2 separate regions of the Homo sapiens genome follow, and region 2 is linked to region 1. A link is a contact called in ENCODE Hi-C or POLR2A ChIA-PET data. All regions are on one chromosome and are shown on one strand. Each heading gives the region's core, a stretch centred on a gene start or an enhancer-like site at or near the end of the contact. The rest is flanking DNA. Distances are from core to core; before and after follow the strand shown.

Region 1 (5,605 bases), core at 2,281-4,780:
CTGCCAGCACGCTGTCACCTTTCAGTAGGAGACAGCAAGAAAGCATCTTTCCATAAGTAGAATAAATATAGTCAAAGTTTTTCCATGACGTTTTTCAGATACCCAGAGAAAACAGCTTGCAAGAGCAAGAGATAAAAATGTATCCATATTCATAGCTTTGAGCCTAGGTATTTTTTACCGATAAACTACTTCTAAACATCTGTCATTCAAGCACATTAGGGACGTACTGCTTAGCACAAACTAGTCTATATCCAAGTAGACACCACAATGAGTCAATTCACAGTTATTAGTATGATTTAGAATTTAACTACCTGTCTTCTAAAAAGAACAGCTAACATGTAAACGGAAAAAGGTACTCTATGTTACAACTATCTAATGAAGGGCTAGACAATTAGAATCGAATTATTTTGCTTTTTGAGACATTAAACCCTCAGTTCTCCTTTTTCCCCACTAGTATTATTTTCTCTCCCTGGAACCTTTTTCTTCTTCTTGTTAGAGATACCCACCAAGGCCAGTTGCTGTCCATTTACAAGCATATATTGCTATTATAGTAATACCTCACCTACCTGAAGCTCAGCTTCAAGGAACTTCAGCTCCTCAAACTATTCCGAAGAACTAGGAAATAAGGAAAATGATGTAAAAGAATCTATGTATCAATGAATGTCTTTCAAATCCTAACTCAGGGTTCATTTACTCATACTGTGCCTCAAGTTTAATAGGTATCTGCTGGGAGATATAAATGTATCTTGTCAGAAATACTATGCTACTTGGAGATATAAAAGTGAATAAAGTACCCTCAAAGAACTTACAGTCCTAATAACATTAGCTAATCTGGTTTTGTGGCTACCGAAGAATAAAGACAGCAAAATAGAATTTACAAAGAATCCCACAGAAAGGCACACAGATAGCTGCAAGACCAAAATTATTTTTGGTTCTATTCTTAAATCACAGACTAATTTGAGGCCAGTCACTCAAACTCTAGGCATTCATTTGGATTAGATTATTTTAAAGTTCCTATTTTGTTCTCCAATTCTATGAATACAGTTTTAAAACAGTTCACAATCTGACAACAGGAGACTTTTTTTTTAAGGCATGAGAAGTCAAAAAACACAGCAGTATGGAGTCATTTACTATAGGAGTGAATTACTCCATCTTCTGCAACATCATAAATATTGTTGACAACAGCCCACAGGCTGGAAAAGCCCAGACGGGCAACTTGTATGTTGTTATGTTTACATCCTTTATCTAATCATTTTAAAATTCATTGACTTGTTTATTATCTATGATCCTCCACCAGAATATATGTTCCTCATGAGCAGGCATTTTATCTGTCTTGATCACTGAAACAGTGCCTGTCACAGAGGAAGTCCTCAATATTTTTTGAAAGAAAAATATTCTCCTTTTGACAAATATTGTTTTGACAATTTTGGACATTAACATTCAATTTTATAACTACGTTTCTGGGAATTATTTGTCCTTATCTCTAAATTAATTGGTTTAGCCATCATTGCCTGTATTTTTATGCCATAATTCCCCCCTTTCTTGGATTCCTAATTTTGCTTATTTTTCAATATGTTGGCATATAGTTTCCCAATGATTTTTTTCAAAATAGAATGGTATGGGGCATATATTTTCTGGATCATTGTATATATAAAATTGTGTTTTACACATAAAAGATAACTTGCCAGGGTATACAATTCTCAACTATTTGAGAGGGGTAGTATGCTCTCCTGGCATTTAGAGTTACATACTAGAGCATTCACTTTGTTCAATCAGATTAGAACACCTTGTGGCGAGGAATGGAAATGAGGGTAGAGGAGGGAAATAGATACCTCTTTTCATTTTTTCCTACCTCATCTCCAAAGTTACACAGTAATGGGGATGGCAAGAAGAGGAATAAGTGGAAAGATATTTAGAAGTAAAGTCTAAATATCTGACTTGCAAAGTAAGTGAAAAAGAAATCTAGGGTACCTTCTAGATAACTTGCTAGGCTGACTTGGCTATTCTTGCTTCAAACTTGGATTTAGGGTTAATGTAATACTTTTGAGATTATCCTCCAAGCTCTTTTCCTCACCATCACATTTTAATTTGTAATTGGACTGTATCTTCAGTCAAAGTCCCCACTAGCTGAATGATTTATGCTAGGAGAGTTTGAGGCTTATGAATTCTTCTCAACAAACCCTTCTCTTAGTGATTCTTTACTCTGAATTTTTATTGTACTTTAACCAAATTTCTATTGCCACTTATTGTAATTGAAATAGGTTGCCTACTTGTCTGTCTCCAATGGACTAGGAACACCTCAAAGGGCATAATCTTATATTTATGTTTTTTACCAATGCTTGGCACTGAGAATAAACTGAAGCAATAATTATAGAATTAGTGGTCATATACAAGAAATATGCATTTACAAAAAAAAACACTTCACATACAGGAAGTTTGTGAGATGGCTATATTTGAAAGCATTTTAATTATAAGAAAACAGAACTGAAGCCAGACTCTTCAGAATTCCTCCAATTTATCATTCATTCATTTATTCATCAATGCTATATTTAGGTACCAAGCACTGGCTGAGTGTTGAAGACAGAATGAATGACAACATCCAGCTTTGGAGTCGATTAGGGACTAAAAAAGAAAGTGCATCTCACTTAGTGGTCCCACATTTCCCCTAGAGGGCAAAGCCTGACCTTGAGACCAGGTGGAATTGTAGGGGAACTTCAGATGGCAGGGACAAAGCCTCATTGGTCTTGTCAGGCAACGAGTAAGCAATCATTGCGTGTTTGTTGAAACAGGTTGAAAAAAATAGTCATTTTCATCAAATGAACTTTAAAACGGAGATGATCTAAATTCAGATGTATTTTTTTAAGTCCTTTAAAGTTTAACTGAAATGCAACATAGAAATTTATTTCTGGCCGGGCGCGGTGGCTCAGGCCTGTAATCCCAGCACTTTGGGAGGCCGAGGCGGGCGGATCACGAGGTCAGGAGATCGAGACCATCCTGGCTAACACGGTGAAACCCCCCTCTCTACTAAAAATACAAAAAATTAGCCGGGCGAGGTGGCGGGCGCCTGTAGTCCCAGCTACTCGGGAGGCTGAGGCAGGAGAATGTCGTGAGCCCGGGAGGCGGAGCTTGCAGTGAGCCGAGATCGCGCCACTGCACTCCAGCCTGGGCGACAGAGTGAGACTCCGTCTCAAAATAAAAAAAAGAAGGAAAGAAATTTATTTCTATTTGTACTAAATCTAATAGAACAAGAGCGTTAAAGTCCAGAAGAGTCGGGGATGGGCAAGTTTTATAAATAACTTGGCCTCCGCATTGAAGAGCCTGCGAGATGTGAGACCAGCTGAGAGCGGAAGCCTCTGGAAGGAGACCTCCTCATCTGGAGGGTGGGGGAGGGAGTGTGCATACTTGAGCCCTTGTCCTTGAAGGGGATTGAGCGAGCCGAGGGGAGGGGTAGGCGGTACTCGGATTTCCAATCACAATGGAGAAACCTAAGAGGCTGCGGTGGTTGTGGGGCCCCGCCCCCTCCTCCCTCCTTGCAGAGCCGGCGCCGGAGGAGACGCACGCAGCTGACTTTGTCTTCTCCGCACGACTGTTACAGAGGTCTCCAGAGCCTTCTCTCTCCTGGTAGGTTTCGGCTCAGGACCCTGAATCCTGGCCCACAGGCAAGCCTGATGGGACGTGCGGGGTAGTACTTGTATGGGGAGACGCGGGAAGGAGGAAGAAGCACATCTGTCCTCCGCGGCCTTTAGCTCTGAGCATCCGGCCGCGGGCCCTGACTTTGCCGCTCAGTTTGGGGCGCAGGGGGGGCCGTGCCCTGGCGGAGGAGCAGAAGGCAGAGGGTAGCAGCTGCGGCTCAGCGGAGAGACTTGTTGCATTTGCAGCTAAAACCAGGCCCTACTTGTCCTTGGTGGGTTCATGGCGGCCACATCACCCCCACGGCCTGCTGGCGGGAGTCGGGACACGTGCCCGAGTAGCTGGGGGAGGGGGACGGAACCAGGTGGCCTATGAAGGCTGGACGATCTTTACCTCGAATATTTGAATATATTGCCACGGTAATAGAGAAATGCCCTTGCACTCGCTGGGATGAGGAGAAAGGCACCTAGATGACCAGCACGTTTGGCGCTGCACTTATTTTTACCCGGCTCTGACGGTCTTTCCAGGAGCCATGCGCCAGTTCTTTCCTGCAGGGCCTCTTTTCTGGATGCTTAGGGGCTTCGTTTACTTTACCAGCCTTGGGTGCTCCGAGTAAGGAAGTCCTAGACTTGTCCCCACAGACCTTACTCGGGGAGATCTCTAGCTTCTGCATGCCCTCGTGATCTGCTGTTCTTTGCTGCCGGTGCCCTGAGGAAAAGATGGTTTGTGCGCACCGCGAGCAGTACAAGCTGCAGTAAGGGCCTGGGGAATGGGGGGAGGGGAGGAATTCAAAAGCAAAACCTGAATTTTTAAAAGATTACGGTGAGAAAGATTCTGCAAAGAAGATCTTTGTTCCTGAAATTAAGGCGCTCCTTTATTTCTAATGATTTATATCCACAGCAGTGAGGAGACATAAGGGACCAAGACTCAGAGATTTTTACCGTTTGTCGTTCTTGTTCCTTACAGCCTGCACTCTGATGTTGGCACAGGCCTGTATATCATGCAGACCATTTTCTTCTCATTTCTTAAAACTCTTTTTAAGGAAAAATTGAAGAAAAGCACTTTCTCCAGAAATATCTGAAAGAAAATCTGGTTCGAGCCTTTAAATTGTACTTCCTGAAGTTTTCTAAATTAAAAGGTCTATCAGAACAACGAATCTGTATTTATATAGCCACTGTTTCTTCATTTTCATTTTCCACTGCTTCCTGGGCCCCCTGTATACCAAAACGGTCGTAAACAGACCATCTAACAACAATAAACTTAAGTGCAGAACAACTATTCATGTGTGTCGTCCTTCAAAAAGAGATGCAGCATTCTTTCTTCTGAGCCTGTTTAAAATGCAGGCCATGTCTGAATTTATTTCATTTTAAGGTCATCTATTTGTGGAGGCACTTGCACAACATTGCATCTTCTCTCTTTAACGTCCACTAGGAAACTGTAAATGTGATCTGTAAAGGCGAAAGAATCTCCTTTTAATTTATCCTTACAGATGGGAGGAAATATTTTTTGGAAAAAAAACTATAAGATAAAATAGTTGTTACACAGTTGTCTCCAAATTCAGATGCTTTATTCCAACTTTGAGTCCTGCTAACTCTTACTTTACGTATACAGTTAATAGACTAGACTTATTGCTTAGTCCATTGCAGATTAGAATTAAAAACTAGACTGGGAAGCTCTGGTACAGTTTGAGACAGGTATGGTGACCTCAGATGCGACATAAAAAGTAAAAAACAAGTGAAAATCATGGACATTACAATGGGCTACTACAATTATAAGTAATAATTGTGAAGAAAAGGCTTATTTGCCATCTGTATTCTCTGTTCAAGAAGACAGGGTGGTATATATTTAGTGTACTATAAATTGCCATGGAATTGATGTTTATTTCGATAAGTTTTGCTCTTTTTTTCAGTTATCTAGAAAACACATCTGGTTATCTGATGGCACAAGTACATTTGGTGTTACTGTACAGATCGTT
Region 2 (5,605 bases), core at 1,835-4,334, 1.0 Mb before region 1:
ACAAAGCATAATAGTTAGAAGAATAATGAATTTTTAAACTAGGTAAACAGAAATGTTTATAAGTTATGTAATATTCCATAGTCTCATCTCAACCAAATTTTTCCAAAAGTAAACATTTTTTCAAAACTTTTTAATGTATATAAAACTAAAAAAACAGAAAACAAAAAACTAGAATTCAAAGAATCACTCCACATATACATTTATACACTAACTTTGGAAAGTCTTGTGTTTGCAGATATTCACAAGGAAAACCTCAAAAATAAGTTGAAGTAACAATAAAATTTATGAATACACTGTAGTTAGAACTCAACTTTATTGTTACAACGAATTTTTATTTACAGAATATAAATCTCTTCAAAAAGATACATTCCTTCATTTAATCAATGGTAAAAAGCCTTATTAACAGAAATAAAGCCTAAACATCACTTATATTTGAACTGAAAGACAAACAGCTTCATTAAAAGTTTATGAACACATAGTGAAAATGTATTTTTACTTAACCAGTTACATGAATGAGGCTGTTTTTAATTTTCTTCACTGCCAACCTCATTTTATCCACAGAACAAATTTTATTTAAATTAACAGTAGTAAAAATGTAAAACTTAAATTTTGAACATGAAAATATGAAACAAGAAAACAGGAAGTATCTTCATTATCAAACAGATTAACAAATTCTCAGACAGATATTTTCTGAGGCATAGCAAAACACCTACATCAAAAGTTGCATTCATTTAAGAGGTATCAATACATTTTCAGTGCTGAGACTATTTGTAGCACTTACATTATATACAAAGCAGCATTATACTACTATGGTTCACATTTGATAAACACGAATTTAAGCTTTATGCCACAATTTCCCAATTCAACATAAAGCTAACGCAATGACAGTTACCCAATTTCATTCTTTTTCTTCTGAAACTGAATAAGGAAATTATCATTTAAGCACATGGAATAATGGCCATGTCTTTTTCCTTTTAATAACAGTATATTTTAAAACTCAAATACTTCATATCATGGAAATTTGACCAAGCTGTACAAAGGCTCCTAAATACAGTACAGTCAAAAAGTTTCCTCTTTGCAGACTCAATTTATAGTCAATTTAGTACAGATAAATATAGGAAACTACTTCAGATTATTGGACAAATAAGAATTTCAGTGTGTCACTACCTATAATTAAGTAGCAGCACACCACAACCACAGCAAGTAAACACTAATCTCCTCTACTGCCTTTTTGGGGTCTTTTCCAGTCACAGGAGCTAATTTACAGGGATACCACTGGGTTTCAACCAATCTCTGAAAGTTCCTTTATTATGAGTTTTGAAATTTAACTAATGCATCACCTACAATTCTGTTGGCTAGTTTTTTTCTTACTCTTCACTAATTAGTTTTAAATACAATATGTAATGTTTTCAAATTTTTATAAACATAGGTGTTGTACTAAAATGATTAATGGCATTTGAAATACAACAAATGGGTAAGATGTTAACCAAAACAATGGGATTAAGAGTATTTTAGAAAGCGATTTTTTGTTAACTAGAAAAGCTACAGGATTCACAATGAATACAGATACAATATTTTTAACCCTGCTCTTTTATTACATCAGTAGTATAGTAAGTGCATAAAGTATAGAAGAGAAAGAAAATTTCAGGAGAGAAACTTACAAAAAACTTGAAGTTTGATGCGTCAAACACAAAATAGTTTAAAACAGTTTACAGTTCTTATAAGCACTATCATAATTTTTTCTACCCAAATAATTCAGGTCTTCATTCCATTTCAAACTGCAATCCAGAAATGAAGATTTTCAGTGTAAAAACTGTTCAGAGAAATCTAATTCATTATGTAATACATCTTATTAATTTCAGTTTTCAAGTATTCAAGTAATGCATACCCAAGTATTTTCTGTTACAGCAACACATTTACAGACTAAGCCTCAAACATGGGGAAAAATTCATTTAAAATAATTGATACACTTTTCTGTCCAACGACATCAAACCCAAGACATGACACTGGAATCACACAAGTGGTATATAAAAGTTAAAAATTTTAAAATAAGGTGGTTCAATATAAATAATGTCTTCTTTTCAAAAAGAACTGAAAACAGGTTATCTTAATACATAACTAAATTCCCAGTAAAAGGACATTCTGGAATCTAATGGACTAAAGAAAAACCAGAGCAAATCAATTTTGAAAGATGAAGCTGCTTTACCACATACTTAAAATGATTTTTCCTCTGTGCATAATAATTACTAGCATTTGTCTTCTGCATAAAGTCGCACAGGTTACTGTCAACAAGTTTCCTAGCATAAAGCATCGCTAACTTTGTCTATCAACTGAATGACTGATTGATTAAAAGCTTAAGTCTGTATCACTTTGGAATGCTTATTAAAAACAATTTAAAGCAGAAAATTGAAATGACAGTATTTTCACTTATATTATGAAGACAGAAATTCGTAAAATGGTACAGAAGGCTTCTGTGTAATGTAAAAAAGAAATATTTGTATAATTTTAAAAGTGGAGGGTTCTAACTTTTAATTGAGAGTGGGGGAAACTTTTTTTCTTTAAATCTGGAAGCTGTAGTAACATATTTATGAAGTTAAATATTTTTAGTTCAGCAAAAATGGAAATAATTGTCATTACAAGATTACTTAAGTCTTTTCTGTCTTTTATGATCCTATCATGATCAACTTTAAATTTAGAGAAGTCATTTGAGATATGCTTAAGTTGAACTAAAGACTTATTATTTGTCTAATTTCTGTATATATGGAAATTAGATTCACATTGGGATATCTAAAATTTCAAGGTTTTTTTGTAGAAAAAAATTAACAACCCTAAAAATAGGAAATTATTAAATTACATTTTTAATTTCCTTTAGCTTGGAATCATGACTCAAAGAACGGAGCTCTATTAATATAACAGTGTATAAATTCACTGCTTCCAGGAATCTAACCTCACAAAACCTAACGGCTAACTAAAAAATAAAGAAAAGTCTTATTAAGCACTGAGAGGCTAAATAAATGAGTACTGACATTAACCAAAGCCGACAAACCCTATTTCCAGTTCCTGTGATCTCACTGTGTAGCCACAACTGTTGGCTATTTTTACTCTAAAACCAACAAGCTGAATCATTTCCTTACAGAAAAATTTCTACAAAAGGGAAGAGAATGCAAAACAATACACAGTCTCATATGCAAGATACAGTTCACACTAATTTACAAATTTTTATTTACATTTTTTATATACATTCCAGGCAGACCTACTTGATGAGTTTTGTGCTCATATTGATCTCAGATGATCGTGTGTACTGTATGATTTACTACCACATCTCTTTGATTTCCAGAAAATGGTGGTAGCATGGGGTTAGGAGGAAAAGAAATCACTGGTCAGGTGAGATCATACAAGTATGAAGGGGAAAAAAGGAAAAAAAATTGCGGAATTTGGCTTGTTAAAGCATCCAGGCCACTATGGTCTATTGACTAACATTGAATATACATGAATGCCACTTCTTACAGCCATTTTCATATTTACAAAATGAGCTTACTACTAGTTGAGTTATTAGGTAAGGCATTCAAGTTCCTTAGCTTAACATAAAAAGGCAACAGACATCTTAGCACACCACAGGACAGATTTTAGAGGGATGATTTCAGAGCACTTTGAGATTTACCCTCCTTTAGAATCCCTTACATGGTCGATATAAAAGGGAAGCAATTCTGAATCCTATTACTAGCCTGCACCATGATCCCAAAAACCTATACAGGAAGTAGGAGCATCACAACAACCAAAATCTAGCCAGAATGGGGAAAATAGATTAGATATCTTATTTTGTTCCCAAGATCCACTGCATAGTCCCAGAGCTAAAGTGAGAGCCTTTATTCCTGGTTACATTCACTTCCCTATGAATCTCTCCAAAAAACCTACAATAGTGTGACAGCTAGTAGCTATGCACAGTCTATCAGCAATGGCTCAGTGAACCTCTATTCAAAATAGTTTGAAGTAAGAATATGGAGTAAGGTAGAAAAATTATCTTCTCTCCTCCCACAGTTCTACAAGATATATACTGTTGCACTTTAGAAGGCAGAAAGCAAAAAAAAAAAAAAAAAAAAAAAAAAAATTAAGAGTATTACACATTCTTTATCTGTTTTATGAAAATGTTCTAACCACAGACAAAAATTCCACCAAAAACAATTTTTCAAGTTCACACTAACATTATAAAAAGCTACTAGTTGTTTAATTGGTTCCATTCACTTAACTAGGCAAAGTTCTATTGATCTTACAGTAATATGGTTTATAAAAACAAAAGTGAACATTTATAACATTGGGGAGGTAGAAACCAAATCTGGTCTAACACTGTTACAGATACAAACATACTTTAAGATTATATTTATGTAACTAGAATTTACCATTTAAAATGGCCTGTGTTTCTATTTACTTTATTAGCTTCAAAAATCTTGAGATAATCCAAGTATTTTAAAGCATTTGTCTGAGAATATTAAGTCATTTGGAATACATTAGACTCCTCAGAAGATTTCTCAGAGGATAAATTTGTAGTTGCATATTTTGAATATGCAGATCCAGTAAGCCAACTTTGTACATGGGCACTTATGTGACCGAAGTGCAAAGCTTGTCAGACTAATTTTCTAAGTAAAGTTAACCATGACTGCTCAACTACACAGAGCAGACTTCAAAACCTGAAGCCTATTTATCTATCTGAAAGATCTAACTTCTTTCCATACAATAATTACCTCCCTCTTACCACCAGACAAAATTAAAAATACAGTTAAACAAAAACAAGAGAAATAAACAAAAGCCCTCCTGCCATGACTATTTATGCTTAATTCACATTTTGTCATTTGTCAGATTTTAAGTGTACAAGATCAATGCCCTAAGTGTTCCTTATTTAATTATATAACTGCCTCAACATATAACGCTGAACTTACATGTATCAAGTAATCATTTGCTATCAGTCTAAAAACATAGAATCAAACTAAAACATGAAACTAAAATGTGAGGAATGAAACATGAAACTGAAATGTAAGGAATGACTCTGGATAGGTAAAAAATAATTAACCTAAACAATATTTTCTTATTTCTACATATGATAAATTTTGTGTATTTGTTTCAAAAATTAGCAATACTAGTGACTATTTAATAATCAAAAACATAAAGCATCTCTAGAAGTAAAAGGAAATTTTTGGTTAGAAACAATTTGATACTATAAAATTTTTAAAACTGAAAATAGTAACGACCATATTTAGCATTTGAAAACATTATTTAATACAGATTTTGGTAACATTAACTAATACTTATTCCAAGATTATATGGTAAATATTTATATTTATACTGCCAGACTACATAGAGAAACAGGGATTTAATTCTAAGTTATATTACCCCAAAAAGAAATACTTTCTAATATTGAATTCAACAAGATGTACCACCAACAGAGACAGTGAATGTATTTCACCTTCCTAAACAGCTATTTTTATATGAAAATCCTAAATTATCTACATCAGTCAATGACTGGCATTTCAAGAGTAAATGATTCATTTTACTTACAATGCATCAAGATAAAAAGGTTACACTGAACAACTAGAATGTTTACTGAAATTAA

The links. Hi-C counts contacts between places; a loop is a spot of excess contacts on that map. ChIA-PET counts read pairs that join two places held with the same protein, here RNA polymerase II (POLR2A). Pooled maps may share reads with other maps.
Region 2: a map with no recorded cell type shows a loop between it and region 1 (3-fold over the local background). The contact joins the enhancer-like site here to the promoter of LDHB in region 1. A Hi-C loop is called at or near these places in 4 of 37 single-sample maps with no recorded cell type and 2 of 50 pooled maps. POLR2A ChIA-PET finds 5 or more read pairs at or near these places in 1 of 52 experiments (OCI-LY7).

Annotation. Positions count from the first base shown.
Region 1 is chr12:21,655,767-21,661,371 of GRCh38, reverse strand. LDHB (lactate dehydrogenase B) reads left to right here and starts at 3,530. Exons shown (of 8, transcript NM_002300.8): 1 at 3,530-3,621. RefSeq lists enhancers at 3,049-3,228, 3,103-3,631, 3,609-3,858, 3,889-3,978.
Region 2 is chr12:22,685,355-22,690,959 of GRCh38, reverse strand. ETNK1 (ethanolamine kinase 1) reads right to left here. Exons shown (of 8, transcript NM_018638.5): 8 at 295-5,605. Among named protein-coding and RNA genes, the nearest start is that of LINC02955, 12 kb to the left of the region's middle. Within about 2 kb of position 3,084, at least 2 of the 41 ENCODE cell types and tissues checked have a DNase peak (open chromatin) inside an H3K27ac peak, as active enhancers do.